Linked DNA regions of Homo sapiens: region 2 is linked to region 1. A link is an interaction called in ENCODE POLR2A ChIA-PET data of the cell type or tissue named here. Cell type or tissue: PC-3. All regions are shown on one strand. Links, peaks and the distances in the headings refer to the core of each region. The heading gives the core; the rest is flanking DNA. Region 1 holds the start of PLA2R1 (phospholipase A2 receptor 1). Region 2 has its middle 25 kb from the start of PSMD14-DT.

Evidence for each region. Peaks named below come from ENCODE experiments on the same cell type or tissue, not always from the same donor. Only the 100,000 strongest peaks of a DNase experiment are listed, where the experiment ranks them.
Region 2: POLR2A ChIA-PET joins it to region 1 with 6 read pairs; 1 of 35 experiments calls an interaction of 5 or more read pairs at or near these places.

Annotation. Positions count from the first base shown.
Region 1 is chr2:160,056,126-160,072,497 of GRCh38, forward strand. It overlaps PLA2R1 (phospholipase A2 receptor 1), which reads right to left and starts at 6,490. Exons shown (of 30, transcript NM_007366.5): 1 at 6,170-6,490. The coding sequence starts at 6,278. LOC105373717 (a long non-coding RNA gene) reads left to right here. Exons shown (of 3, transcript XR_007087274.1): 2 at 1-105; 3 at 4,338-4,676. In PC-3, for the core only: no CTCF peak of the experiment used is centred there; no DNase peak of the experiment used is centred there; H3K4me3 peaks cover 1,782 bases.
Region 2 is chr2:161,271,741-161,288,112 of GRCh38, forward strand. No RefSeq gene overlaps it. Among named protein-coding and RNA genes, the nearest start is that of PSMD14-DT, 25 kb to the left of the region's middle. RefSeq lists enhancers at 6,669-7,305, 7,306-7,941, 10,231-10,731 and silencers at 8,398-8,692, 10,538-10,832. In PC-3, for the core only: a CTCF peak has its summit at 9,359; a DNase peak (open chromatin) is centred at 9,361; H3K4me3 peaks cover 391 bases.

The sequences.
Region 1 (16,372 bases), core at 4,349-12,348:
GTTGTGGCCCATTTATGGTCTTGAAATCAACTGAATGTGTTATGACCAGCGAGACAAAACGAAACAGAATGGAACAGGGGGAAATGTAGCAGCATGTCATATTAGGTAAGGGTATTTTTTAAAAAATGAAACATTGTTTCAGTTATACATATGTAGACCTATATGCTGTGGGTTGTGATGTAAAATGTATTTCTTATTGTGGTTTGCTGACAAAAGAGTCCCAAACTCTACTCGACTTTAGCTTTGCTCTGGACATTGGGCTCCCTGACCTCCTCTGCTGTGAGGACCTTCTTTTGCCTCTTCTTCACTTTGGTGACCACTCCCACAAACACAGCTTGGATCTGGTCACTACCAAGAATAGGTCCATCTCCAAAACTTGGATTTTGCACTCTATAACCACTACCTCTCCTATTCTGCAATCTTCCCTCATCTAACTTTCACTAACTGTTTTCTTTTGTTGTTGTTTTTAAATATATATTTTCCTCTTTTTAAACCCTGTTTCTTGAACCCAAACTTTCTGCTCCTCAATCTTCCTATTGGGACTGACTTAGCTCAGCTTTAACTATCCAGACGGTTTCTTTGCTGCCTTCCAGAATTACCCTCTTCAAGGTGATAGGAGACCCTCTTCAAGTCCCAGACTGAACATGGCACTTCTAAACTTAAACATGCAATCTGGTTCCCCTTTGTGCAAACCCACAGGGCCCTTCTCAGCAGTACCCAATTCACTCAGCCAGACTTTTTCCAGAAGCAGGGTGCCTCCAACCAAACTCTTCCTCATCTCTCTCATGCTTCCAACTATAGACATGTCACTGCTTCTTGTTTTGCCTGGGACCCTACTCTGGTGGTCTATACCATCCACAGCCCTGGATGAAGCAGCATCCATCCCTGTGTCCACCTCCTGCCTCTACCATGGCCAATTAGCCAGGGGAAGGCCTTCGACTTGAGGGCAGAGCACAGGAACTAGCTAGCATGCTGTGAAGAATGTAACCAGACCCCTCTCCTAGGAAATTAAGGGACTCTTCCCAGGAAGCTAAGGGAGCTACAGAGGAAAGTCCTACTAGTCAAAGCCAAAGAAACAGTCAACAGAAAGAACAACCAAGCAGGAACCACCATAGAGCCCCAGAGACAGAGAGAAACAGATAAAGTAATGCTTCATGTCAGTGGCCAGTGCCTGTTTCCCAGGAGGCCTGGCTGCCCTGAAGAACCTGTCCTGGGTCCCCCTTGAGATCCTGGGACCATTACAACCAACTCCACGTTTGCCTGAGTGACCTTCAGTGGGCCTCTTTCCTTGAATCCAAAAGAGCTCAGAAGGGAACTTTCAGCTCACTGAACTTTTACTGTTGCCTGACACGTGATCCTGGGCCTTTGCACATGAAATACATGTTCCCAGGAATGCTCAGTCTCCTTTTTCCTATATGGTAACTGCCTACTTATCCTTTAGGAAAACAAATGTCTTTTTATGAGCCTCCAGCTCCCCAGGCCAGTGCCTCCTCTGCATGCCTTCAGCACTTTGCTCATCCCTGGTTATCATAAGACCTCTCTCACTGTTTTGTAATTGTTTATGTTTCTGTATCTGTCCCTGGACTCTCAGCCTCTTGGGGCCAGTGTCATATCCTACTCATGTTTTTACCTCCCCAATCTGGAGGTGGGTAGCAGATTCTGTTGGTTTCCTTCTCACACCCTCTAACCTGGAGCTCACTCACCTGCAGACAGTCCTCGTGCACTCCCACTGACTTTCTGTGGCTCTCTGCCTGGGAGAGACCAGGAGCACCAGGGGGTGAATGCCCCAGGAGTGACCTTAGTCAATAAGAGGCGGGAGTTGGTGGATAAATACTTCAGCTTCCTGCCCGTTGGTGGGTCCACTGAGTTCTATACAGTTCCTCAAAGGGTCCTTTGTGAAACTGAGCCCCAGTGGTCTGTGGTGGCTTTCTTCCCTCTCTGGTCTCATGTCCTCACTCCCTTACCATGCTTTCTAGAATCACCTCCAAAAAAAAAAACTACTTGCACCCTAAGGAAAACATGTCTCAGGAATTGCTTTTGGATGAACCCAACTAAAACAGGTAGATAAAGCACATATTGCCTGACAGATAATGAACAACTGAGGCCATCAGCCCCTACCCCTCTTTCCGTCGGCGCAGCATGTCGAGAGACACCCCGTACACCCAACCCTGTTTCACTTTCTTCTCCCCAGATAGGACCTGATGGCAAGCACACTGACCACACACTCATCTGCACCCTCACCTCCTTTGATCACTGGTCATTTAGAAGAGCCTCCCCTGAGTGTCCCCAGGCACTGACACAGACTTAGGTTCTTTCCACTCCTGCTCTGGGAAGCTGAGCACTACAGAAGGAAACTCTCCTACGATATATTAGTGGGGGACCATTTCACATTTATCATTTTTCAACCCTCAACAAAGCTTCAAAACCCTTTTACTTGCCCCCTGATCATTTCCTTTAGCAATGACTATGCCCAGTTTTCACCAGGATGCTCCATCCCCTTCTTCTTTCTCCCCGCTGTCCACTTTGTATCTGGAGTACTTGAGTGAGTGAAGTTAGTGTGTCTTAGCACTTGCTAGAAGAAGGGCTCAGATTCTGATCAGGGAAAACAAACTAAAATCAGGCTCCTTGGAATAACCAGCTAGAGCAAAGGTCCCCCACCTTTTCTGCCCCAGGCACTGGTTTCACAGAAGACAAATTTTCCACAGGCCAATGGGGTGGTGGGGTGGGGGATGGTTTTGGGATGACTCAAGTGCATTACATTTATTGTGCACTTTACTTCTATTATTATTACATTGTAATATATAATGAAGTAATTATACAGCTCACCATAATGTAGAATCAGTGGGAGCCCTGAGTCTGTTTTCCTGCAACTAGACGGTCCCATCTGGGGTGACGGGAGACAGTGACAGATCATCAGGCATTAGATTATCATAAGGAGCTCGCAACCTAGATCTCTCACATGCACAGTTCACAATAGGGTTTATGCTCCTTTGAGAATCTAATGCCACCACTGGTCTGACAGGAGGTGGAGCTCAGACAGTAATGTGAGGGAAGGGGAGCAGCTGTAAATACAGATGAAGCCTCTTTTGTTCACTGTTGCTCACCTTCTGTTGTGTGGCCCAGTTCCTAACAGGCCACAAACTGGTAGGTGGCCTGGAGGTTGGGGATGCCTGAGCTAGAGGTAGGAGGAGATGAGTTTCAGACCTGCCAAGTACAGTGCTGTGCACCGTAGTAAGTAATTGTTATGGGGCTGTCAACCTGTCAAAATGTCTGGATTGGCCAGAGGAAGAGGGTGCCATGGTGAGAGAGCAGCAAAAGGACAACACTTAGATGTGTACTATTACTAGCTCCATTTTACAGATGAGGAAACTGAGCTACTGACTGGCAAAATACCTGTCCAGGGTCACACGGATGGTAAATGGCATAGTCAGGATTTGAACTCAGATCGTCTAGCTCTGAAGCCCGAGAACTTAACTACTATATAATACTGTATCTACTGACTTTTGAATACAGAATTGTATTACTCCATTTTCACACTGCTGAAAAAGACATACCCAAGACTGGGAAGAAAAAGAGGTTTAGTTGGACTCACAGTTCAACATGGCTGGGGAGTCCTCAGAATCATGGTGGGAGGCGAAAGGCACTTCTTACGTGGCAGCGGCAAGAGAAAGATAAGGAAGAAGCAAAAGCAGAAACCCTTAATAAACCCATCAGAGGTTGTGAGACTTATTCACTATCACGAGAATAGCATGGGAAAGATTGGCTCCCATAATTCAATTACCTCCCCCTGGGTCCCTCCCACAACACGTGGGAATTCTGGGAGATACAATTCAAGTTGAGATTTGGGTGGGGGCATAGCCAAACCATATCAAGAATTATTGATAAATCATTGGAAAATCATCACAGTACAATCCATCATCTGCCTCCCAAGGCTGGCATGCTTGTAATACATATCAGATCTACAAATAATACATATCAAACAATTCAGATAAAAAATGCTGTATGTATAATCTGCTGTGCATTATTACATAGCCATTATTAGTGGATTGGAAATGAAAATGAGTGTGCATTTTTCTCTCAGTTGCTCTGTGGATGTCAATCGTGGCTAAAGTGAGTCAATGTGGTACAGTGAACACAGCGGTAAACTGAGGCACCCCAAAGCATGGCTAACTACATGGTAGCCATACCTCAACTTCCACATCTGAAGAATAGAGGGCTAGAGTAGACAATGTCTCAGGTTCTTTTCAATGTTAAGATTTTGTTTTTCCATTTTGTATTGACAGTAAAAACTTGACTTCAAACCTGTCCAGCTTACACTTGAAATTCTACTCATGCAGGTGACTGGAGTCAGGGAGAGAGCCTGTGCCTGTGCGAGGAATGGTACATAACCTCCGTGCTCCTTGGAAAATCAGCAGCAGCATTTTCATATCTGAAGAATCTCTATGCCAACTATGTCAACCTTTTCAGATGTGCAAATTGCACCTAGTAGGTACAAGGGCTAGCAGATGGCTCTAATTTCAGAGTGCCCTTGACTACTAAAAAGAAGGCACTGATGAGAATTTGTCTCAGGCCAGTATTTGGTTCTGCTACATATAGAAGGGATTAGCCCTTCACTCGGAGGATCACCAGCACATACTCTCTGTGTGGCCCAGTCCAACTTCTGTCCTGTGGGCTGCTGCCCTGTTCTACCACCTAGTGCCCAGGCAAAACCCACATTTTAAAATGCAAAGGAATAACCACTGCATGGTAAACTTAGTGGGAAGGAATCATACATACTACAGGATCAGATGTGCATCCACAGGAGCAATTTTCTGAATTGACCAAGAAGGTAAGAGCATCTCTGACTTTGGTCACTTTAGAATAAGAATGGTCTTGTTCTACCTGCCCCTGATTAAGCCTCCAGGGAGCTTAGGAAACACAGTCTAGAAAAGACTACCTCAAAAATGTAGACATATTCTACTGTGGAGGAAAAAATGTGAACGCAGATATTGATCACATCTTGTGTTACCCCTTCTCTCCAAACTTATCTCCAAAGGCAGAGAGGATGGAGGCTGTCTGGAGGCTCCTCCTGGCATATTTAACTCCCTCCTGTCCCCCTCCTACTTGCATATATGGACTTCTGCACTTAGGCGCAGGCTTCTCTGCCTGAGGTGGCCCATTCTCAAATGCGGGCCCCTGCAGGCCAGAAATCTCTCCTCCCTCTCTTTACACAACCTTCTGAGTCTCATGTGTAGTAGGTGCTCAATAAGTGTTTGCTGAATTGAACCCCGTTTTTCCACTGAGAGAGACTAAGGCATAAAGGCTTCAGATCACGCAGTTCATGGAGCCACTGGGGCTTCTCTCCCTCACCTGGCCTGATGTTTTCAGGCGGGGTGCGGTGGGTCAGGCCTGTAATCCCAGAACTTTGGGAGGACGAGGTGGGCGGATCACTTGGGCCCAGGAGTTGGAGACCAGCCTGGGCAACATGGTGAAACTCCGTCTCCACCAAAAATACAAAAATTTTGCTGGGCGTGCGGGCGCACACCTGTGGTCCCAGCTACTCGGGAGGCTGAGGTGGGAGGATCGCTTGACCCCGGGAGGCGGAGGCTGCAGTGAGCCGAGATCCCGCCATTACACTACAGCCTGGGCGACAGAGCAAGACCCTGTCTCAAAAAACAAACAAACAAAAAAAGTTTTCCTTAAGGAAGGGATGGACTGGGGAGGCCTGGCTTGGGGGTCACTCCTAGGTGGCGACGCAGACCCTGAGCGCTTGCTTTGCAAGGGGACGAACTGAGCCATCTTTTTGCTATCATTTATCCGTCCCAAATAAGCAGCTCTCAGAAAGTTTCCGTTTTGAAACTTCTCCGACACTCCTATCCCGGGCTGGCTCCGGGCGCCAGAGCCGAGAGGAGTTACCTGCGAGACCAAGCCCCCCCGCCCCCGCCGCCCGACCCCCGCAGGAGCCAGGAGGGTGCCGGGCCGCGCAAGTGGGGTGCTGGGCCTAGACAAGAGGCTGCAGGACACCACCCGCTCCCCCCATGCTCAGGACTGCTGACACACGAACCCCTACAAACGCGGCCGCCCTTGCCCGCCAGCTTGGCCCCTAGCTTCGCCCCTTCTTCCTCTCCTTCGACCACCCCGACCCCCCTCCCCAACGTACCGATCCAGTCCCCGACCCTGGGAGACTCACCCTGCCACTCCAGGAGCCGCTCGGGGGTAAGCGCCGCCGCCACACCCTCGGCGCAGCCCCGCGGCGCCCCCAGCAGCAGCAGCAGCAGCAGCGACGGCGACAGCAGCATCGCTAACCACTGGGCTCTCCGGGAGCCCCTTGTCCCGGGAGCCCCTTATCCCGGGAGCCCAGAGCCGCGTCCCAAGCACCCGGCCCCGCCGCGCGGAAGCGGATCCGTAGCCTCCTCCGCGCCCCACCCCCTCCGGGGGCCTTGCCAGCCCAGAGCCCTGGAGACCCACTCCGCCACCGCTGTCTCCACAGTGAACCGACACTCGGGGCTCTGGGCTGGGATGCGGGAAAGTCGCGGAGGTTTTCCTCGCCCCACCCACTGCGGCTTGGGGAAGGAGGAGGAGGAGGGGTGGGCCATCTGCCCATCCCAGAAATTCCTGCCTTTGGGGTGGGGACAGGCGGAGTGAGGCTGCTCGGGTCACACTCTCCGCTCCTCTAGCTTGCAGCCCTGCTCTCTCCTTTCTGGGGGAGGCCGAAGAGGAGTTGTGGGTGAGCGATTTGAGAATCTCCGGGACAAGGAGCCTGACATCCGGGTTTGCAAACCACCTGGATTCTGGTAAACACCGCGGATTTGCAGCGGGCAGCCTAGAGTGAACCCAGCTGCTCCGCGACGCAGGCGCTTTGGGAGGGTCCTGGACTCCTTTGACTTGTGGAGCACTGGAGACACCTGAGGGGCCACGCCGTGGTCTCCACCTTCCTTGCCCCAGAGTAACCCGGAGATTCTTCTATTCAGCTCCTTCGGTTTTGAAATAACCTCCTCTTTCCAACTCCTTTGATCCCCCAAGCCCCGCAAAGTAGCCGGGGTCCCTATTATCCCATTTTTACAGCTGAGAAACCCTGCCCAGAAAGTCGAAGTGCTTTGCTCTAGGTTACTTCCTAATCCAGCAAAAGTTACTCTCTAGCAAGTAGGACAGCCCTGGCTAGAATGTAGTCGTTCTAACTGTCCTCCTTCAAATAACCAGCAGAACACTGGAAGCGTTTAATATTCTGAGAACAGGCTCATATAAGACCTTTCCTCAGCGGGACCTTGACATTAGTCATTAAAACATAAGAGAGGGGGAGGGGAGGGGCAGAAAGCAGAGCCTGGAAGGAAATGCCTAGCAGGGAGCAAGATTGAAGGTCAGAGCCAAATGGGGAAGAAGGGAAAGTGGTTGCCTTGGCCATGGCCTTAACAAAAGGTGCTCAGTCCTGCAGGAACCTCAGAGAGCCTCAGAACTGTCTGTCGAGGACAAAAGGGGCAAGCGTTTATCCATGGACTTTATCCTTCCCTGTTGGTAAGGGAGATCCTAGGGTTATTAACTCCTCTGCACTGTTCTACAGCAGTGGTGAGTTTCAGTCATGGTCCCATACCTTGTCTCTTAGAAGCCCTGGGTGCATAGCATGGCAAAAGGTGAGGCGCTGTCAGGTTGTTTCTCAGAGGGTTGGGGGGTGGGGGACAGCCGGGGGAAACAGGCTGCAGAGGGGGCTGGAATAAGAGGTGGGTTGAGAGGATGTGAGAGGTTCCAATGTGTGTAGAGTTTATAACATATCATTACATGTAGAATTCAGCATCCTTGCTTGAAAACATGCAGAAAAGAGATGCTTTAAGCCTAGTAGATTACACAGACTTCAGCCACAAACTATGTATCCATCTCTCCTATGGCCTCAGAACTACATTGCTATGGGAATATCCCCGTAGTATTATGATAGAAGATTTGGCCCTGCCCGAGCAGGCTGGCATGTATTGCAGCAGGCAAGTGCAATGCACATGACATAATTAGGTCATAAAACAGGACACTGATGCTAATCTCTGGTGAGGTCCAGGGCAGTGAGAGTAAAGGGGAGAGAGACTAGGCTGGAGTGGGCATAGAGGCCTAACTATGCTCAGATAGTATGGTGGGTATTGGGAGGAAGAGGCTGTTCTAGGATGGGAAGAAATTGTGAAAAAAAAAATTATACAAAGGTTGGAGTGAGAACTGCTTGTATGGGAGAGAGTGAGGCATGCCTGGCTGAAATAAAGGCAGCCACTGGGGCACCCTGACGAATGAGGACAGTTGCTGGGACATTGGGCTACCTCTCACTGGCTGTGGACCAGGGTGAGTTATTCACGTGCTATGGTCCTGTTTTAGTCTCTGTATAATGAGGGGGGAAAATGCCTCCCTTGACCCATAGCAGATGCTATTCTGAAGTAGCAGAGCTAGGTCTGTGAGTAGGATAAGAAGGGAGAAACAAACCTTATTTCATCTTCAGAGCAATTAGTATAATGAAGAGAGGTGTTGACAGCTTCCTGGCCTACCAACCCCGTATTTTCTATTCAACCATTAGAACACTCAGAAAAGAGCTACTTTTTCTTTTTTTAAAAAAAATCTCTTCCTGAAACACTGCAGCTTTGAAATGGAAATCTGTGGTAAAGGGCTTTTTAACCTTCAAGAAAATGACCAGCACCCATATCCTGGGCTCACGTGTGTTTCAGGTTCATGAGGCAGTGTAGGGTCATGGTTAAATGAGGCAGCTCTGCCACTTACCAGCACACCACTTAGTTTGCCCCAGCCTCAGTTTCCTTCTGTGTAAAATGGAGATAATAATGTTTGCTTCATTGTGTGGTTGCATTAAATGAGCTAATGTATGCAGAGTGCTAGCACAGTGCTAACACACTGTAAAGTTCACCTCTGGGAGCTGTGGGTGTGTGGGGAGGGAGTGAGGAGCAGAGAGCAAGAGCAAAGGAGAGCTCAGAAGCCATGCTACAGAGCACTGTGCTAGTGGTAATTATGGCTCTGGACTTCAGCTGGGGAACACAGCAGGGAGGGCTCAGTGCCTGCTGGCCTTTGTACAGCTTCCCATTGCTTCCCTTCTCCTTTGGAGTTGGAATTCATTATTTATATCTCTCACCTGAATGTGAGTTCCAGGGCAGCACACTTCCTGGCACTTAGTCATCTCTCAGTCTCTGCTGAATGAGCGAAGGAATGAGGGAGGAAAAGAAAGAGGTTGAAAGAAATGAAGTCAGTCTTCACTTAACGTCATCTATAGGTTCTTAGAGACTATGATTTTAAGCAAAATGGCATATAATGAAACCAATTTTCTTTTTCTCATCAATGTCATAATGAAATCACAGTGAAGGAAATAATGTTGTTTGAGGACCTGCTGTATGTCATTTCACTTAAAATTGCAGTTTCCAAGAACCTGTCCATGGTGTTAAGTGAAGACTTACTGTACAGTGTGTGGAGTGATTTGAAACTTGAGAAAAATATTAAAACTTTGAATGGTATTGACAGTAAAGAAAATGGGATTTAAAACTCAATGTATAGGTTGCGGTTTGTCAAAATTAACAAAACTTTTTGAGCACTGTATGAATCAGGGTATCAGCAAGAAAGGGTGAGGTCCTGGTTTGTTGAATGTTTACCCAAGGGACTGTGAACCCCCAAAATTTGAGATGGGCCTCAGTTAATTTAGAAAGTTTATTTTGCCAAGGTTGAGGACACACACCCGTGACACAGCCTCAGGAGGTCCTGATGACCTGTGCCTAAGGTGTTCAGAGCACAGTTTGGTTTTATACATTTTAGGGAGACATGAGACATCAATCAATGTATGTATGATGAACATTGGTTTGGTCTGGAAAGGCGGGACAACTTGAAGTGGAGAGCGGGGCTTCCAGGTCATAGGTAGATAAGTGACAAGTGGTTGCATTCTTTCAAGTTTCTGATTAGCCTCTCCAAAGCAGGCAATCAGATATGCGTTTATCTTGGTGAGAAGTCTTTGAATAGAATGGGAGGCAGGTTTGCTATAAGCAGTTCCCAGTTTGACTTTTCCCTTTAGCTTAATGATTTGGGGGGCCCAAGATATTTTTCTTTCGCATTTCCCCCCTTTTCTTTTGAAAAATCTTTTGAAGGCCGAGCATGGTGGCTCACACCTGTAATCACAGCATTAAGGGAGCCTGAGGCACGTGGATCACCTGAGGTCAGGAGTTCAAGACCAGCCTAGCTAACATGGTGAAACCTCGTCTCTACTAAAGATACAAAAATTAGCTGGGTGTGGTGGTGCACGCCTGTAATCCTAGCTACTCAGGAGGCCGAGGCAAGAGAATCGCTTGAACCTGAGAGGCAGAGATTGCAGTGAGCTGAGATCATGCCACTGCACTCCAGCCTGCATGATAGGTGCATTCTCTGTCTCAAAAAAATAAATCGTTTGGAGCAAATTAGTCTCTGGTTCCAGGTTTAGTCTTTTATCTGATATCTCATGGCTAGGATGATTTATTCCTAGACAGGTAGGTCCTGAGTTATTAGGAAAGCTCATTTTTAGAAAGTTGTAAAGTCTCATGTCCTATGAAGAGAAAATAGGGGGAGGAAGGGAGAACAACAACAATAAACAAAAGAAATATTTTGGAAAATCAATGTAGACCACATTACTCTGAAGTCCATACATCAGTAGGCAGGTATGAAAGTGGCTTATGTATGTAAATAGGTTTTGCTGTTATTTTCTTCTGAAGTTCAAGTTGTCTAGTTTCAGTTTGCAGAGCTTTACAAAAGCACAGCTTTGTTTTCAGTGACTCCAAATTAGGAAAAATGGGGGGAAAAGGAAAAAAAATTAAAAACATTATTTTGAAAACTTATAGCCAAAAAAAATTAGAATTCAGTCCAAACTGTAGAAAATAATAAAACTGAAAAACATCAGACAAGACTAGAATCTAACAACAGGTGTACTACAGTTTTTGAAACATAATTTTTCTCTCTCCAGTTTCCCATTTTTAAAGACAAATCATGGTAGGACTGATTTGCTTTATTATACTTATCCTAATTATTTGCATACTGTGCAGCAAGAATAATTATTTTTTTACATAGGCTTTTAAATTGTCTTTGGTGGGACTTTATTCCATAGAAGGAATCTCAGATAAGACTTTTTTAAAGCCGAGCCCAGCCGTGAATTTGTGCCACCTAATACCTGTGAATTGGGTGATCCTTTCCTCTTGAGGTTCCAAGATAAACTTGGAGCTCCTGGGCCTGTCAGAAAGTAACATTCTTTACTTACCACAGGTCAGGAACCCTGTACAGGGAAGGTATGAGACCAGTTTCCCCAAGGGCTTTTATTGACTCCATAAGTCAAGTTTGATTCCTTAAAGGAAAGCACACCATTAAAGCCTTGGTAAAATAACCAATGTCTCCAATTGCGTCCTGTTGCAAAATGAAAACAGATTCTTATTGCAGTTATGCAAATAACTGTATTGCCATAAGTTAAGAATACTCACAGATAGTTTCCAAATTCTGGAGAAATCAGGTAGAGGGAAACAGATATGCTCCAAATTGTGTTCATAGGAGTATACTAAATTGTTAAAGCTGTCAATAGCTCAAAAGAAAAGTTTCCTTGACTCTGAAAAAAGCAGAACAAAGGATCAGCAACATTTAAAGCAAAAATCAAAAAATTAGTCTTCTATCAGTTCAGTTTACATAGTTAACTCCTGTTCTGCTTGATATTCATGAACATTTTAGCTCTCCATGAGAGTCCTGAAAGTTTTTCCTCTATTCTAATGTCACAATCTCCAAAGTTATCAGAAACCGGCATTTAAGAACACCTGTTAGACTTTTATAGCAGATTAGAAAACCACCTCCTAAAGAGGACCAAAACAAGACAACAATTGTCTGTGGATGACAAAAAATTTTAGGGCAGCCATGGTCAAAGACACAATTGACAAGGAAATTTGTTACATCTGTGGCACACAATAATTTAACATAACAATTATAAGTATTACTGATAATATACAGTAAGTCATATCAGAATTATAGGAGTTCCCATGATTTTGGAACAGATACCATATATTTATATAAATACAGCCTAAAGAAAACCAAACACCATTTCATCTTTGACAATGTTTCCTGTATAATATTTATACCAGACAAACCAAACTATGTCATCTTTGAACTTTAAGGAACTTAATATCTTAAAGGATTGATTAGGTTAGAAAAAGACATAATTTATAATTTGATTTTGGAAAGTTCATCAAATATCAAAGGTTTAAAGCCCTTGATATCACAAAATAAGATCATTCATTTAACCAAAGTGATAACTCAAGGATTTAAAAAGGCAAAAACCTTCATTCTTTGAGAAAGGAGACTTGACATTCCAAACAATAAGCTCTAATAAAAACAGCATGAAGCCAATTAAATTTGTTTTTTGAAATTTTATAAATGATCTATAAAATTTTAATCTTGACCGTAAGATACAACTTCCATAAGCCTTTTATAACCTTTATTGAGGAGTCAGTTAATGCTTCAAGAAAACCTTGTTAATTTGACAAAGGGGCCAATATGCTAGTCTTGCATCACTGCGCCTTTAACATTAATTATTACTTTTTAGAGAAACTGAACTTATTTTATCTTTCAAAATCAGCCCTTAGAATCTCACATGCCCACCTTTTCCATGATAGTTCCTGGGCCTTGAGTTGAAATAGCTTTAATTTCTGGTCCTGTGTCTTAGGAATGCAGTTTATTTTGATTGGCATCTCCTACAGGGCCTGAAAATGGGGCTTTAATTGCTGTCAGTGTTTAAAATGTAGTAGGAGTTGTTGTCCTTTTTAGACCCAGGAGTCAAAGCCCTGTAACTCAGTGTCACAAGTATTTTAAAAGTGCATATGGAGAGATGAAAGATAGATGGATGTAATAACCTTAATTAAAAAATTTTAATCTCAGTTTTTTTCCTAAGCAACCCAAAACTTAAATAATAATATGACAACTTGATCATATAAAAGTTTTTGGTTTTTAAAAAAATAAATCCTCTTATTGTGACTTACATAGACCATTCATGACATGCTTGTACTTTCTGGTTTGTTTTGAACATCCCTCTTTCTTAAGCAACTAGTCATTTTACTCTAGGACTAAATTTACCATACGAGATTCTTTCTCATATGAAATTATTTCCCTTTACGCTTTCTCACAAAAAAACCCCTCTTTATTTTAATAACTTTCTGTACATCTCTTTTATTTCCTGGTTCCTTTTACCTTGTTTTATACATGACCTTTAAATAAGCTTTGAATTAGATAAAAATTGTTCACCTTTTTTTTTAAAGGACACATTTGTTTTGAATGTTTTCCTACAAATATATTTTTATTGGAAAATACCCAAATAATAAAATATATGTGATTTAATTTGATATAACTTTAGATTCTAAATTATGATGAGCTTGTCTACAAGTATTTATCCTATTATATTTACCTAATAATTTTTTTGTCATTTACTTAGAGTATTTACAAAAACCGTGATTGTCATTATTTAAAGTTACAGAACCACCATTGCGAAATTGTAACTGAGAGAGTGGAAAAGATTTGACCTGACTGACTCCATCTTACTTCTAACCTCCAAACTGTTCTGTTCATTCCTGGGCATAGGTCAAACTAACTTTGGGAGGAACTTAGTTGATAGTTTAGCTTTAAAACAAAGACTGTGACAGTCCTTTCCCAAAACAAACCTTACTGCCTGTAGAATGGACCACCTAAAGCCACAAGATTAGAAGATATGGTAATCGTACTAAATTCAAGATGTAGAATTTTTTATTAAACCAATATCAATATCTTATTAAAGATTACTCAAGCAAAGGTCTTTCTGATTTGGGCTGGGTGTATAGTTTTATAACCCCTATGCCAATTTTTGACAACTTATAGTATTTGGCAGGGAAAAATATGAAATTGCCTGATTTATAAATGCAAACAAAAACGTATGCTGGCAATTCTTAAGACATTTCTAACAATACTTTACCAATAATTGTAAAGCTAACTTATTAAAGATTTTACTTAAGTTACATAAGCTTGAAAAAGCATTTGACTAGTCTTTTCTTTTATCCTGATAAAGTATTTGATTCAAGTGCTTTTATTTTCTTAACCCAATTAATTAGAGGTTTTTTATATATTTTCAGTAGTGAAACATTGTGTACACAACAAATAAATACAAAGACATATTAGGCATGCTGATAGAAATACATCTTATAGATTCATAAAAACCTTTTTTTTTCTATCTTACACTTTCAGATTCTAGATAAACTGTTTCACAGCCCTAGGCAGTTGTCAGCTAAATAGCCTTAAATTTGCATTTAAAGGAAACAACCCAGGTGAAAACCAAATAGCAAAATTTATGTCATAAGGTACAGAGAGAAAATATCTGGTGGTCCTAGAGGGATATTAAAGATGGATGCCAAATCAGACAAAAAATTATAGAAATCTATCACAGGATTGTATAAGAGGACCAATTTTGTCTACATAGGGACTACCTATCTTTTAACAGGATCTCTGAGCTCTGGGCAAAGCTCACACTGAATCCTGGGTCTCCAAAAAGGAAGAATTATTATGAGTTTAGACCATGTGATGCTTTTACAGTGCACTTAAAAAAATTTTTTTTTAAATAAAGACATTTCCAAGTGTCTGAACAAACCACACTCTTCCTTAAAAAACCAAGAGTAACCTCTGCTGCAACAACTATTTTAGGCAAAACACACACACACACACAAAACAACCCAAACAAACAAACAAACAAACAGGAAACACAATACAAAAGTAAGCAGTTTAAGAGCTGAGACAAACTTGTCTGTTTTCATTCTTGTGATTCCATAAGGCAAAACAGGTTTCTCCCCTAAAGGGAGCCTGCTACCTTCTCTATTTTCTTTATGGAGCCCCACACTGCTATAAACTGTTTTAGGTACCCCATACAGCAGAGAGTGCAAAAGAAAGGAGAGACAACAGAAGTAAATGAAGAAAACAGAATTCAGGCAACTGAGAAGAAAAAACTTTTGCTCAAAAACAGACAAAGTCCTAGGAGAAAAACAAGAAGAAAAACATGAAGGCATTTTAAATACAAACACACACATATGCACACATACACACACACACACACACACACACACACACACCTTGGATGTTAGCTTTCAATTAAGCTGACTTTTAACCATTGAGCTTCTTTAAAAAAAATCTTTTTAAGTTCCATTACCATATTTCAGCTAGAACAAATTGCTGCAATTTCAGAAGTATCGCTATTGCTGTTTCAGTTTGGCCTGGCTAGCAAATAAGTGGTCTTGTTATGTAAGTAAAGCCACTTAGTAGTCAAAATCGAAAATCTTTCCTCTTTTTTTCCCTTTGCTGATCATTTTTCTCCCCTCTACCACACCACCTTTTTTTATATTTGTGGGAATTTAGCCACTTCAGAAGCCTTGTTCCCCATAATTTAGAACTTTCATTGGATTTGATCAAGTCAGAGTTGATCAAACCCAGTGGGAAAAAGACCCAACAATGAAAACAGAACCAAACAACCCACCCCCCAAAAAAAAACAGTTAAGCAAAACAAACCATTGTACAACTTATGTGATTACTGAGTGCTCTAACAGTAAAGAGAAATTAAGACCAGTTGGTTGTTAACTTTTGCCAAGACAAAACCCCAGTTTACTTACCTAAGGGTGTGTCTCATGCTGAAAATGTATCTCCACCATCCTAGAAGCAGGAAAAAAAATAATAACTTATCTTCCCTGTTGGAAATGAGCTCAAACTCCATGAAGGGGTTACCTGCCTTCCATTGTCATGGAAGCAGAAAAACTTGCCTTCCTTGTTGGAAGCAAGTAAAACTCCAGAAAAAAAAAAAAAAAAAAAGGGAGTTGCAGCAAAATAAACTTTAGATCTTGACCAAATTTTGGGAGATCAGGGATTCTCTGGAGGGGGTGCTCCCAGACTTCCACAAATTGTCCTATTGGTTTGAGCCATAAAGTTAGCTCATGCTGGTACCAAGCACTGAAAGGAGATTTGTCAAAGGTTAGGGACACCTCCACTCAGAATCCCTTCATGGTTACCAAAATATGAACACTGAAAATTTATGACAGGTCTCAGTTAATTTAGAAAGTTTATTTTGCCAAGGTTGAGGATGCATGCCCATGACACAGACTCAGGATGTCCTGGTGACATGTGCCCAAAGTGCTCAGAGCACAGTTTGGTTTTATACATTTTAGGGAGACATGAGACATCAATCAACATATGTACGATGAACATTCGTTTGGTCTGTAAAGACAGGACAACTCGAAGTGGAGGAGGGGGCTTCCAGGTCATAGGTAGATAAGAGACAAATGAGTGCATTCTTTTGAGTTTCTGATTAGTCTCTCCAAAGGAGACAATTAGATATACATTTATCTCAGTGAGCAGAGCGGTGACTTTGAATAGA
Region 2 (16,372 bases), core at 4,930-12,929, 1.2 Mb after region 1:
TCTTATGCATACTAAAGCTTGAGAATGACTTTACTGGTTAATATTCATGCTTGTCCTAAGTTTCTTTAAATATTTCCCTTTTATAAACAAAATTATTATTTTTTCAGTAGTCACAGAAATACATTTACAGGCCAGGCATGGTGGCTCAAGCCTGTAATCCCAGCACTTTGGGAGGCAGAGGTGGGCGGATCACCTGAGGTCTGGAATTTGAGATCAGCCTGGCCCACATGATGATACCCTGTCTCTACTAAAAAATACAAAAATTAGCTGGGTGTGGTGGCATGCACCTGTAATCCCAGTTGCTTAGGAGGCTGAGGCAGGAGAATCTCTTGAACCCGGGAGGCAGAGGTTGCAGTGAGCCAAGATCATGCGACTGCACTGCACTCCAGCCTGGGTGACACAGCGAGACTCAGTCTCAGACCAAAAAAAAAGACTTAAGATTACTTATATAAAGTAAGTAAGTTATCAGACCTGCAGTCACTTTAATGGAATCAATAATATTATTAATGCTAAAATTAAAAGGGAACAGAAGTCAAAGGGGAATCTTAATATAGGAAATAACATTCAAGTTTTTGAATGCTCTAGAACTCAGTTATTAATTAGAAATATAATCAATATTTAAAATATACCACTTTTAAGCAACTTTAACTATCAAAACATCTCAGTACTTCAAATGATCTAGATGTCATAGATCACACAAAACAGATTCCATAAAATATTGTAAAGCCCATGTAATTCACAAATAAGACTTGTATTAGACCCAATTCTAATAACTTCATTTATCTGGTTTATTTGAACACAGTACATGAAAGGTGGCAATATTTATAAATGAAAGTTGGGGAAAGAAGACACTTGTTATTAGTAGTTGCTTTTAAAAAGTACTATCTGGAAAAAAGGAAAAACATGCTTATTTAAAAACAAGCCTCAAATTACAATTCTACTAAAATACTGTAAAGAGTTATCTCAAAATGTATAATTATCTGGGGCCATTTAATGTAGGGTCAAATACTTCAGAATAATTTGTATGTCATTGTGTAGTATCATGATTGATGATCACTATTAATTATCAGGAAACAGGTTTATAAACCCTAGTTTAGGAAGGGAGAGAAATGTGTCACCACTTTTAGATGGATTGCTTAAAAGTAACAATTCTTAAGGAATAATTCTTTTTTTTTTTCTTGAGTCAGAGTCTGACTCTGTCACCCAAGTTGGAATGCAGTGGCCTGATCTCAACTCACTGCAATCTCTGTCTCCCAAGTTCAAGTGATTCTCCTGCCTCTGTCTCCCAAGTAACTGGGATCTCAGGTGCCCACCACTGTGCCCAGCTAATTTTTGTATTTTCAGTAGGGATGGGGTTTCACCATGTTGGCCAGGCTTGTCTCAAACTTCTGACCTCAAGTGATCTGCCCACCTCGGCCTCCCAAAATGCTGGGATTACAGGCGTGCACCAGCATGCTTGGCCTCTTTAATTCTTAAAGAGGTACATTTCACCTATCATGAAAAGTCACCAGTTGGATTTACCTCAAAGGAAGACAAGGTTTTTCCCCAAATAGTTTAACTTAAAGAATAGGGATTGTTACTTAGACATAGGCGCCATCTAGTGGCAAAAGGTAATATGAAACTGGCTTTCATATGGTACGTTGTCAATAAGCATTAGTTCCTTTAATTCTTTCACCCTTTTATTAATATAGATGAGCAAGCAAGACTAGTCAATAGTAAAAACTGAACAGGTACTGAAAGAAAATATTGTAGATGAAATATGATTAGACAAGAAAGGATTTAAGATGTTTTGAGTAAGAGCTGGAAGCGTGACAGATATAAAACAACAAAGAAGGAGCAAAAGGCATATAAGCTGGGAGCATAATAACTAGAGGACTTGCTAAAATCTTTTTTAAAATTGTCTATTTTAAATTGCACAGATTGAACTGAAGATTGTTTATTGAAGTTGAAAGGAATAGAGATGGCTGAAGATAACAAAGTGAGGAAGAAGTCAAAGATGATGAAGATACTGTTAATGTAAATAGGGAAGATACAGAGCATACAAAATGAAAGTCAATACCAATAGAGTTTAAGAAAAAACTTCATTGGAGATTGATTATAGATATGTTTATTATGTACAGGCATCTTATGGGGAATAGTTTTCTTACATTTTATTATTTCCTTGTATTTTATTAATATGGAGTAGAATCCTCTCTTTGATGAGGGTGGTTACATGGGACATTATTATACATTCAGAAATTAGCTGGTCATAAGGCAAACTGGGTTTTCTGATTATAGTTAACCCACAAGTGTGTATTAAATAACTACTCTATATAACTAGACAAATTCTAGGGAATAGGTAACATTGAAAGAAAAAATAATCTTTGCTCATAATCTAACAAAATAAGCTAATAATCTAACAAACAAAATGACAAGGGGTTAATTACAACTGATAATATTTCATAGAAAAAATAATATAAAAGGCATTCCAAACTTATGACTACCATCTAATCAAAGCTCAAGAAAGGGGGTTCCTGCTTATCCTGGTGCTTTGTGCCAGCCTAAGAGAAAGTAACTCTATTAAATTTTATATTGTGGGCTTATTATTTGGTTTGACATATATTTCTATACTTTTGGATACTGCTATGTTCAAACATAAATACAAAATACATTTTTTCCAAAGTTAAAATTGGAATTCTTTTTTTAATCAGCCACCATTTTGGATTAGGAGGCAGTATATGAGATGAAGAGTAGATAGGGTTTAGAAATAGATGGCCATGGATTGAACCCCAGTTCTGCCAATTTTTAGTTTTTAGCCTGTTTGCAAAGTATTCAAATTCTCTGAGCCAACCTTTTGTTCCATAAAGAATTAATAATGTCGATTATGTAAAACCATAAGTGGCATTGCCTGGCTATGGTAAGTTTTCAATAAGCTTTAGTTCCTTTAATTCGTTGACCCTTTTGTTACTATAGATATGCAAGTCTAGTCAATAGTAAAAACTGAACGGAAATATGTTAGATGGAATATGATTAGACAAGGAAGGATTTAAGATGTTTTGAGTAAGAGCTAGAAGAGAGTGACAGATATAAAATGACAAAGAAGGAGCAAAATGCATATAAGCTAGGAGTATAAGCCAGTTGCGGTGGCTCACGCCTGTAATCCCAGCACCTTGGGAGGCCGAGGCAGGTGGATCACCTGAGGTCAGGAGTTCGAGACCAGCATGGTGAAACCCCCATCTCTACTAAAAAATACAAAAATTAGCCGGGCGTGGTAGTGGGCACCTGTAATCCCAGCTACTCAGGAGGCTGAGGCAGGAGAATCGTTTGAACCCGGGAGGCAGAGGCTGCAGTGAGCCGAGATCACGCCATTGCACTCCAGCCTGGGTGACAGAGCAAGACTCCGTCTCAAAAAAAAAAAAAAAAAGATAGGAGCATAAAATTGAAATTAACATGCAATATTGATGCAGAGGCCAAGGTGGAGAGTAAAAAGAAGTAGCACGAGAATGGCATTAGGATTATGTAAGAAATCATTCCTTAAAGATCTATTTTATATGATAGACAATAGGGAACCACAGTATTTTCTTGAAAAATAGTGAAATACATTGAAAATTAGCTGGTTTTCCACCTTATGTTGCCATTGAACTGACTCAATCTAAATGCACAGTGATATGTGAGTCTAAGGAAGAAAGAAAAGAGGGTCAAATACCTCATGTCTGTATCTGGTCAGAAACCCTAAAGGAAAGTCTAAAAGAGTTGTTAAAATAGTTATTTTTTTCCTAGACTCCTGCAGTGCTCAATATGTATTTGTAGCATTTTCTGTTTCTATCTTTATGTTTTTTCTTTTTGTCTTTCTTATTCATCATTTTTATTGTTTTAATAGTTTTTAAAACATTCATTTCTTTCTCATTCATCATTTTTATTGTTTTAACAGTTTTTAAAAAGGCAAAGCATAATAACATTTTAATTTTTATTAACAAGTATATCAAAATTCTTAGGGAAAAAATGAATAAGCAGTCATTCAGCTTTGTTTTTGTTTTTGCTTTTTTGAGATGGAGTATCACTCTGTCACCCAGGCTGGAGTACAGTGGCACAATCTCAGCTCACTGCAACCTCCGCCCCCCAGGTTCAAGCAATTCTGCCTCAGACTCCCGAGTAGCTGGGATTACAGGCGCCTGCCACTGCGCCTGGCTAATTTTTGTATTTTTAGTAGAGACGGGGTTTCACCATCTTGGTCAGGCTGGTCTTGAACTCTTGACCTCGTGATCCACCTGCCTCGGCCTCCCAAAGTGCTGGGATTACAGGCGTGAGCCACCGTGCCCGGCCCGCAACAGTTATTCAGCTTTACCTCCAGTATCTGGAAACAAAATATTTAGATATGTTAATTTTCCCTCAGCTATCAAAACTACTAATCCAGGCCAGGCACAGTGGCTCATACCAGTAATCCCAGCACTTTGGAAGGCTGAGGTGGGAGGATCACTTGAGCCCAGGGGTTCGAGACCAGCCTGGTCAAAAAACTGAGATCCCGTCTCCACAAAAAATACAAAAATTAGCTGGTCATGGTGGCATGGGCCAGTACTCCCAGCTACTTGAGAGGCTGAGGTGGGAGGATTGCTTGAGCCTGGGAGATCGAGGCTGCAGTGAGCTATGATTGCACCACTGAACTTCAGCCTGGGTGACAGAGTAAGACGTTGTCTCAAAAACAAAACCTATGAATCCATTCATATATTTCTAAGCTACACTATTTAAATTTTCTATATCAAATAATATCTATCATCATAAAATTCATTTTATAATTTTAATTTTTAACTTGTATGGCTACATAATAGTTGTACATATTTACAGGGTACATGTATTTTTATACAAACATACAATGTGTAATGATCAAATCAGGGTAACTGGGATATCCATCACCTCAACATTGTTATTTATTTGGGAACATTCAACATCCATTCCTCTAGTTATTTTGAAATATATAATAAATTATTGCTAACCAAAGTAATGATTGTTAACTATGGCTACTATAGTTAACAATAACAATCTAGTGTGCCACCTAACACTAGATCTCATTTCTAGTACGTAACTGCATTTTTTGCACCCATTAACCAATCCCTCTTTATCCACCCTTAAAAGTATTTAAAGTAAGTAATTCTACCTGAATATGGCCCTTGTCTTAGAAAAATAAAATAAAACGAGAAAAAAAACTATCTCTAGGTAAATGTTTTATAAATAGATTCTTATCATAAATGACAGTAGGTCCTGTCACAAGAATTAGATTATAGTTTTCTTCAGCAGAACACAGACATAACTGATCATTCAAAATCTTTTCCTACGTCTTATAAACTAAGCACATGGGCTCTCATGTTTGCATACTTCACACTTAATATTTTAACAATGTAAATTATGTAAGCCGCAGAGCTGTTGTTCTCTTTCTTTCCCTTTCTTCTTTCTTTCTCTCTCTCTCTTCTCTTTCTTTCTTCTTTCTTTCCCTCCCTCCCTCTCTCTCTTTCCCTCCCTCCCTCTCTTTCTCTTTCTTTCTTTTCTTTTTTTTTTTTGAGACAGGGTGTTGCTCTGCTGCCCAGGCTGGAGTGCAGTGGTGTGATCACAGCTCACTGCAGCCTCGATCTCCTGCCTCAGCCTCCTGAACAGCTGGGACTGCAGGTATAGGCCACCACACTGGCTATTTATTTATTTGTTGTGAGACAGCGTGTGATTCTATCACTCAGGCTGGAGTGCAGTAGCACCATCTCAGCTCACTGCAACCTCTGCCTCCTTGGCTCAAGCCATCCTCTCACCTCAGCCTCCAGGGTGGCTAAGACTACAGACATGTGCTACCACATCCAGCTAATTTTTGTATTTTTGGTAGGGACAGGGTTTTGCCATGTTGCCCAGGCTGGCCTCAAACTCCTGGGCTCAAGTGATCCTCCCACCTTGGCCTCCCAATGTGCTGGGATTACAGATGTGAGCCACTGCTCCTTGCTTTTTTTTTTTTTTTTAAGTCAGAGACAAGATCTGGCTATGTGCCCAAGCTGGAGAGCAGTTGTTCTTAACCTCCATGTTGAAATTGATTGGTTGGTGTTCCATGGTTGTGAGATTTGCCAAAAGTAGTATGTTACTAATAGAGAATAAACAGTATTTGATCTTAAATCTTCACTGGTTAAAGATATAAAAGAGGCCAAGAAGTGGATGGGCCTGTGGCTTAGGCCTGTAATCCCAGCACTTTGGGAGGCTGAGGAGGGTGGATCACTTAAGTCCAGGAGTTCAAGAGCAGCCTGAGCTACATAGAGAGAACTCATCTCTGTAAAACATAAACAAAAAATTAGCCAGGTGTGGTGGCACACGCCTGTAGTCCCAGCTACTCTGGAGGGTGAGGTGGGATTGTTTGAGCCCAGGAGTTTGAGGCCGCAGTGAATCGTGATCCCGCGACTGCACTCCAGCCTGGGTGACAGTGTAAGGCTTTGTCTCAAAATAATAATAATAAAATATAAGAGGCCAGGAATGGTGGCTCATGCCTGTAATCCCAACAATTTAGGAGACTGAGGCTACAGGATCGCTTGAGGCCAGGAGTTCGAGACCAGCCTAGGAAACATAGTGAGACCCTATCTCTACAAAATAAAAACAAAAATAAAAAATTTGCAAGGGGTGGTGGTGCACACCTGTAGTCCTAGCTACAGAATTGCAGCTAGGATGAGTCAGGGGAGTTGCTTGAGCTCAGGAGTTCAAAGCTGCAGTGAGCTATGATCCCGCCCATGCCACTGCACTCCAGCCTGGGCAACACAGATCTCATCTCTAAAAAACAAACAAAAATAAAAGAGAAGAAAGGGCTTTTACTATGCTTGTGGTTGTGCACATTCAATTTTAATTCACAATCCATTTTAGAACGTTTTATCACCCCCGACCAGAGAAAAACCCTGTGAACATTAGTCACTCCTCATTCTGTCTCAAACCCTCTCCCTGACCCTCAGCCCTAGGTAACAACTGCATAGAGCGATCAACCCCATATGCATAGATTTCCATATTGTGGACATTTCCTATAAACGGAATTGCATAATACGTGAGCTTTGATGACTGACATAACACTTTTAGCACAATATTTTCAAGATTCATCCACATTGCAGCCTTACCCACAGGGGGAAACCATTTTTTTGGGGTTTTAGTAACACTGGGTGTTTTCTCCTTCCTTCCTTCCTTCCTTCCTTCCTTCCTTCCTTCCTTCCTTCCTTCCTTCCTTCCTATTTCTCTCTTACTCCTTCTGCCCTCTCTCTTTCATGTGCCTTAGGTGCATCCTACGTTCTGCGTCTTTTTGGGGAATCCTCGACAGGTGCTGGAAAATTGTGTTATTGTAATTATTTACCGCTATCTCTCTTTCATGGTTCTCCATCAGTTGTAAGCATCTATTGGTTTATCCCAGGTCACTAAGTATATTTTAATTAGGCACACCTGTTTTTCTTTATACAGCTGTTTCTGGAGTATAGGGTCGCATGCTCATAAACCCAGTGTAACTCAGAAACGCATCTAATATTCCAATAAACCCATCATAACGTTGAAAAATCATAAACCAAACCATCATAAGTCACGGTTTGTCCGTGGATATGGGCTTCATCAATTCCATTGTATTCAATAATGCTGTACACCATTAACAATGGCAGACTGATAGGGCGTGGATATTGATAGCATTATAAAAATCAGTTATTAGAGGGATACTTTAACCTGACTGAAGAACTGATCTAATGGTATTAGTACAGTGCATGATTATGTGAAATGTTTTGAGACAGAGTAGTACATTTGTGAATGAAATTTTATGGCTTTTTTCACTTAGTAGGAACCTTTGTGTGTGGAAAACTGAGAAAATTGCTTTCTGCTGTAGAGTCTGGCATTCATTGTAGATTAAAGCTTATTTTTCTGTGAGTAAATCTTATTCAATAAAATACTACTCTTTATAATAAAAAACAAAAACACTGGTGATGTGAAGTCATTATCCTCAGCAAACTAATCCAGGAAAACAAAACCAAACGCCACATTCTCACTTATAATGGGAGCTGAAAAATGGGATCACATGGACACAGGAAGGGGAACAACACATACTGGGGCCTTTTGGGAGGCAGAGCGTTAAGAAAAACAGCTACTGCATGCTGGGCTTAATACCTAGGTGTTGGGTTGACAGGTGCAGCAAACCACCATGGCACACGTTTACCTTAGTAACAAATCTGCACATCCTGCACATATACCCCAGAACTTAGAAACAAAACGAAACAAAAGAAAACGAGAAAGCAATAGCAAAACGCTAACGGCAAAACAAAGTTTCAAACTCAGAAAGTGACAGACCAATTTTTGGTTCAAATCATGGTTCTCAACCCAGGTGCCATAAGGTCAGGATAAAGAATTTGATTACGTATTGTAAATAAGACATGCAGCAAATGACCAGAAAAATTATTCCCAACATATGTGTGTCTTCGAATTCAACGGTGACGCTATCTACCGGGACACAGCATTAGATTCCAAAGGGCCGAGTCCCGCAAGACTGGCCTCCCACACTAATAACAATGGGAAGCCCTACGTTGTTTTACCTGTGCTTCTCAGCAACTGGCTATAAATCAGGTTTCCACCACTCCCAGTTTTAGTTGCATTCATTTGCTGGAAGAGCTCACAGCACGCAGGGAAACACTGACATTTCCCATTGTATTTTTCTGAAAAAAATTCAGAAAAAAATTTTGGGCCCGGCACGTGGGGAGGGGCGCACTGCCTTCCAGGAAGTGTTATCCAGAAGCTCTCTAAACCCAGTCCTTTTGGGTTTTTATGGAGACCTCATTCTATAGGCATGATGGGTTAAACCATAGGCTATTGGTGATCAGCTCAACCTGAGGCTCTCAACTCTCCCTGGAAATTGGGGTTGAGGCTTTGCCATTCTCAGTCTGAGTAAAAGAATTTACACAAACGGAATTTTAAAACAGATTAGCATAACAGGAAACTTAATTAGATGATTGAATTATCTGGAGCCACACCTTGATATTCCTAACCTGAGCACCCTCATCCAACGAATGCTCCACCCAACTGGCTCCCAAGTCTCTACGGGGTTCCAGAGCAAAAGAATGTTTATACAACGCATATCTCCACCTCTTCTTCAAAGTCTTTTCGCTTACACGGGTAATTCTTAAACTGCCATGCATCAGGGTCAGGGGGAGGGCTTGTTACAACACAGATCTGTGGATCTCCGGGGTTTGAGGGTTGCAAGGATGCTGCTGGTGTCAAAACCACAACGTGGGAACCACAGAACCACTAGTTGGTTTTCAGTGTTTCAGTGCATTTAATTCATAATATATTTGGCCAAGAAAACTTGTAAGGTCTTAGATTGTCCCAAAGGTGGCGCATGAAATCCAATCAGGAGAACAGTTTCCTACGAGGTGTAGCCTGGGAAAGTTGGGGGTGACTGGTGGAAAGGAGGAGTGAAGCTCCGCCCTTTCTGCTGCGAGGCTGCGCCCGAGGCTATTTAAACCCACCCTGGCAGGCCTGTACTCAGATCTTCGCAGAGCGGAGCAGCGGCCGGAGCGTTTGGCGGACTCTGCGTGGACTTGGAGCTCACAGCGTCTTGCGACTTGGAAGCGGATTCAGAGGACAGGACAGAACACTTGGGCAAGTGAATCTCTGTCTGTCTGTCTGTCTGTCTCATTGGTTGGCTTATTTCCATTTTCTTAAGGAGCACATACCTCACACCACACACACAAACACACACACACACACACACACACACACACACACACACACACTCCTTCATTCTGCGGGTTAGAAAATTAGTGGGGGTCCCTGGGAGCTGCAGGTTTCCTAATCATGTCTGCACCTAAGAACAGTAGGGTCTTGTCTGGCTCTTCTTATGAACGGTCCCCCAGCCCGGACTCCCCAAGATCCATGCTAGCCTCACCCAGCTTCTCCCTCTCCCCTCTCAGATACTCAGACTTAAGAGGAAGCTCCTCACCAGGGATCCGGAGCTACCATTCACCATCCCCTAGGGCTTCACCACACTCACCTCTGTCATCACCAGTATCCCACAAGCTCCCATTTCCCTGTCCTCTCCGTGATGGGCAATCAATGAAGCCATTGGGCTCTCCCGTGTCCTCCTCTGAGGATTCTTCAGAGTCACCACGTTCATCAATAATATACCACATGTTCCTACTGCCATCACCCAGCAGCTCACCCCCAGCTCTCGGGGAGTCTCCTGTGTCTCCCAGCTACTCTCCAAACAACCCCAGATTTCAGCTGGAGTCAGCCCTCCACACCCAGGAATCACCTACAAACTCACGAGCCTCACGGTGCTCCTCCCCTATGTCTTTCAACTCTTCACCCCCAGGCCTCAGGGACTCTCCTGTGTCTCCCAGCTTCTCTCCAGCCTTCCCCAGATTTCTGCCACAGTCAGCCCCAGGCACACAGGGGAACCCTGGACACTCACAGGCCTCACGAGACTATCTCCCTATGACCTGTATCTATACAGGGATGGCTCCCACGCATCCCTCAGTGACCCCAAACCCATCTCCACTTACACTCAGACACTCCCAGGGCCTGACAGCTACTCCCCGTTATTGTCCTTCAGTTCGAAGCCCTGGCCAATCTACCAGCCAACATGATGCAGCTACCTGGCCATTTCTCCACATTTCTGGTGAGGGCCCCACACCCAGCCGCAGAAAAGCCCCTCCTGCATTCCATCCTCACACACAGGCCTGTCCATCCACTTGCTACTGTCACACTCTTGCCAGCAGAAGAGGCCCCTGTAATGGCCGATATCACCGCCCAGTCTATCCTCACCCCACAGCTATGCAGCGGGACCCTCCTGCTGGCCCACGTGGCTGCCAGAGCCCATGCTGGCACTACACTCCAGCATGTCGGCGTCCCTGCGGGCCACACTACCGGTGACATGGCTAGCATGACCCTCCTTCCTGGCAGTGACACTGCTGATGTGAACCCCATCTCTACTAAAAATACAAAAATTAGCTGGGTGTGGTGGCGGGCGTCTGTACTGTAGTCCCAGCTACGCGGGAGGCTGACACAAGAGAATTGCTTGAACCCGGGAGGTGGAAGATGCAGTGAGCTGAGATCATGCCACTGCACTCTAACCTGGGTGACAGTGAGACTCTGTCAAAAAAAAAAAAAAAGAAAGAAAGAAACGAAAAGAGCAGCAAAGTTTGCAAATAATTTTTCAAAAACTTATAGCAGAAATAAATTTACCTCTATAATGACATAACTCACTCATTTGAGTTCACCGATTATTCTTAAAAGAAAAACAAAAACAACAAGGGGAGGGGGGCACGCTAGAATAAACTTCTGTTCCCGCTTCCAACAATTGTGTGCATCCTTCAAAACAGGGCTGCGTTGTTACAGCACAGATATAAACTCTGTTCAAGTAACCTATGAAATAAATTCCTTCACTATCCATCCTGCAGAATCTTTTTGTGGTTAACATTCATTCATTCATTTACTCTACTTCTTGAGAACCGAGCAAGATACTAGGGTTTTAAGATTAGGTTTCTGTACTGAAAGAGCTCACAATAAACTAGAGTGGGAAGTTTGCTGGATGTCCAAAATTACAACTTACGGCGACGGTAGGAACACGATTTTAAAGATAAAATGCATTGATCATCTTATTTTTAAATTTTATTCAGTTCAGATGTAAACATACCCATTTCCTGTTTTTATTTTTAAAGTTTTAATTTTAACTAATTCTAAAGTAATTTTTAACTAATCTTAGGGAAGACACACATGGTCCCCTAAATTGATTTAATATCCCAGCATGGTCCCCTAAAATCAGTGCATTTTTCCTAATCCTTATAACTTTCAAAGTGATTGTCAAGTGTGGTTGGGCCATGAAATTCCTCCTTAGATGTCATTTGTTGAGTTAATTTTCTAGAGCATGATATGTCAAGACTTGATGAGGCTTGCACTGGATGTTTTTTCTGTTGGCCCCTCTACATTTGTTCTTCACCTTCCCCACTCTGCTCTCTACCCAGAAAGGCTGGCCTCTAAAGACTTCCTTGCCTTCTGGCTTCTGGTTGGCTTTGGCTAATTGCAGGAAGTAAGGGAGCAGGAAAAGAAGGAAATTAGCACAGGGGTGTCCAATTTTTTGGCTTCTCTGGGCCACACTGGAAGAAGAATTGTCTTGGGCCACATATAAAATACACTAAAACTAATGATAGCTAATGAGCTAAAAAAAAAAAAAAATCACAAAAGTTTTAAGAAAGTTTGTGAGTTTGTGTTGGGCTACATTCAAAGCTGCCATGGGCTGTGTGCAGCCCTCCTGGCTGCAGATTGGACAAGCTTGAATTAGTGTATTCATTTTTCTGGCTCTCTCCCTGCCAGGTCTCAGCTTGAGAATGTCTGGATTCCACTAAGGCCATAGTTTCTGTCAGATGGCCCAGAGCCTGTGGCTATGGATTTCCTCTCAGGTCCTGGTAACAACTACTTCCTTTGCCCTTTTAAGTCTACGGGTAGTAATGGCTTCCTACCATTCAAGGAACCTAATTCCTTCCTAACACTTTCCCTTGTTGAGTTCCTTTAAACTTTCCCACATCTCTTAATGAAGTCTTCATTAAACTGTCTTTTAAATACATATCTATTTCCTACAGGGATTCTGAGGGATAGAAGGCTCCCAGTCAGAGTCCCAGCAAGAATATTTTAGAAAAGGGGGATACTAAGCAATATTTTAGAAAAGGGGGACACTAAGCAAGCCTTGGAGAGGCTAGGCTTATGTTGCATAACAAACAACTCAAAAATCTTAGCAGTTTAACAAACAAAAGATTATTTATCAACTGGGTAAGGTGGCTTGCGACTTTAGTTCCAGCTTCTCAGGAGACTGAGGCAGGAAGATTGCTAAGGCCAGAAGTTCAAGGCTGCAGTGAAGTATGATCACACCACTGCACTACAGCCTGAATGAAAGAGCAAAACTCCATCTTTAAAAAAATACATATGACATACAAAATATGTGTTAATTGACTGTTTATGTTATAGGTAAGGCTTCTGGTCAAGAACAGGCTATTAATAGCTAAATTTGGGGAGAGTCAAAAGCTATACACAGATTTTAGACTGCACAGGGCTCAGTACTCCTAATCCTTTCCACTCCCACTGAGCAAGGGCCAACCGTGTATCTCTAATACTAGTTACAGATGAAAGGAGTGGAGAGAAGTGGGGGGAAGCAAAGAAAAGAAGATGGCTGAGAATTTTTTTTTTTTTTTTTTTGAAATTGATGAAATACTTGAATTCCTCAAACTGAAGAAGGGCACCGAAATCTGAAAAATTAAATTAAAATGAATATATTGCTAGATATACCTATATCAAAATGAAACTCCAAATACTAAATTCAAAGGCAAAAATCTCAAAAGTAAAAACAAACAAAAAAACTACCATGAAATCAACAACCAAAAAAAATGGAGTACCTACAAAAAAAATAGCAAAAATAAATGACTGAAAACAACAGAACAATATTTTTAATATTCTGAGGGAAAATAACCAATAACCTAGAATGTAGTAGCTAGTTAAATTATCATACAAGAGTGAGAGAAAATATATTTTCAAAGTCAACAGAAGTTTACTATTCACTGATTTTCACTGAAAGCACTAATAAATGACGTATTTCAATAAGAAGGCAATAAAGTCCATATGCAAGAAACAATGGTGAGCAAAGAAATCAGTAATCATGTGTGTAAGTCTAACATTGACTGAAAAAATCAATATAATGGCCGGGAGTGGTAGCTCACGCCTGCAATCCCAGCACTCTGGGAGGCCAAGGCGGGCGGATCACGAGGTCAGGAGATTGAGACCATCCTGGCTAACACGGTGAAATGCCATCTCTACTAAAAATACAAAAATTAGCTGGGCGTGGTGGCGTGTGCCTGTAGTCCCAGCTACCCAGGAGGCTGAGGCAGGAGAATCACTTGAACCCAAGAGGTGGAGGTTGCAGTGAGCCGAGATCATGCCACTGCACTCCAGGCTGGAGACAGAGCAAGACCCATCTCAAAAAACAAACAAAAAATAAATATAATGATTAACCATGAGAGTTTCAAAAGCAAGATGGAACTGGAGAACAATAATATGGAAGATAGAAGAGAAGTTTATTGGAGTTTTTAGCATCTTAAGTTTCCTGCTTAGGCAGAAATGAGAGAGATACTGATTAAATTTAGACATTGATACATTAAATATGCATATTAAAAATTCAAGTGCAAGCCAGGTTGAGGTGGGAGGATTGCTTGAGCCCAGGCGTTTGAGACTATCCTGGGCAACATAGCATGACCCCAGTCTTTACCAAAAAATACCAAAAACAAACAAACAAACAAAATTAGCCAGGCATGGTGGAGCACACCTGCAGTCTCAGCTACTCCGGAAGCTGAAGTGGAATGATCACTTGAGCCCAGGAGACCAAGGCTGCAGTGAGCTATGATTGCACCACTGCACTCCAGCCTGGGTGAGAGAGTGGGACCTTGTATCTAGGATAAAATAAAGTGGAGGAGGTTCCAAGATGGCTGAATAGGAACAGCTCCAGTCTACAGCTCCCAGCTTGAGTGACGCAGAAGATGGGTGATTTCTGCATTTCTAGCTGAGGCACCGGGTTCACCTCACTGGGGCTTGTTGGACAGTGGGTGCAGCCCACGGAGAAGGGCAGGGCATCGCCTCACCAGGGAAGTGCAAAGGGTTGGGGAATTCCCTTTCCTAGCCAAGGGAAGCCGTGACAGATGTTACCTGGAAAATCGGGACACTCCCACCCTAATACCCTGCTTTTCCAACGGTCCTAACAGCACACCAGGAGATTATATCCCACGCATGGCTTGGAGGGTCCTATGCCCAAGGAGCCTCACTCACTGCTAGCACAGCAGTCTGAGATCCAACTGCTAGGAGGCAGCGAGGCTGGGGGAGGGGCATCTGCCATTGCTGAGGCTTGAGTAGGTAAACAAAGTGGCCCAGAAGCTCGAACTGGGTGGAGCCCACCGCAGCTCAAGGAGGCCTGCCTGCCTCTGTAAACTCCACCTCTGGGGACAGGGCATAGCTGAACAAAAGGTAGCAGAAACTTCTGCAGACTTAAATGTCCCTGTCTGACAGCTTTGAAGAGAGTAGTGGTTCTCCCAGAACAGAGTCTGAGATCTGAGAATAGACAGACTGCCTCCTCAAGTGCGTCCCTGACCCCTGAGTAGCCTAACTGGGAGACACCTCCAAGTAGGGGCCGACTGACACCTCATACAGCTGGGTGCCCCTCTGAGACTAAGCTTCCAGAGGAAGGATAAGGCAGCAACATTTGCTGTTCTGCAATATTTGCTGTTCTGCAGCCTCTGCTGGTGATACCCAGGCAAACAGGGTCTGGAGTGGACCTCCAGCAAACTCCAACAGGCTTGCAGCTGAGGGTCCTGACTGTTAGAAGGAAAACTAACAAACAGAAAGAACATCCACACCAAAACCCCATCTGTACATTACCATCATCAAAGACCAAAGGTAGATAAAACCACAAAGATGGGGAGAAACCAGAGCAGAAAAGCTGAAAATTCTAAAATCAGAGCGCCTCTTCTCCTCCAAAGGAATGCAGTTCCTCGCCAGCAACGGAACAAAGCTGGATGGAGAATGACTTTGACAAGTTGAGAGAAGAAGGCTTCAGATGACTGGTAATAACAAACTTCTCTGAGCTAAAGGAGAATGTTCGAACCCATCGCAAAGCAGCTAAAAACCTTGAAAAAAGTTAGATGAATGGCTAGCTAGAATAACCAATGCAGAGAAGTCCTTAAATGACCTGATGGAGCTGAAAACCATGGCACGAGAACTACGTGATGAATGCACAAGCTTCAGTAGCCGATTCGATCAAGTGGAAGAATGGGTATCAGTGATTGAAGATCAAAGGAATGAAATGAAGCGAGAAGAGAAGTTTAGAGAAAAAAGAGTAAAAATAAACTAACAAAGCCTCCAAGAAATATGGAACTATGTGAAAAGACCAAATCTACGTCTGATTGGAGTACCTGAAAGTGACGGGGAAAATGGAACCAAGTTGGAAAACACTCTTCAGGATATTATCCAGGAGAACTTCCCCAACCTAGCAAGGCAGGCCAACATTCAAATTCATGGAATACAGAGAATGCCATAAAGATACTCCTCGAGGAGAGCAACTCCAAGACACATAACTGTCAGATTCACCAAAGTTGAAACAAAGGAAAAAATATTAAGGGCAGTCAGAGAGAATGGTCGGGTTACCCACAAAGGGAAGCTCATCAGACTAACAGCTGATCTCTCAGCAGAAACTCTACAAGCCAGAAGAGAGTGGGGGTCAATATTCAACATTCTTAAAGAAAAGAACTCTCAACCCAGAATTTCATATCCAGCCAAACTAAGCTTCATAAGTGAAGGAGAAATAAAATCCTCTACAGACAAGCAAATGCTGAGA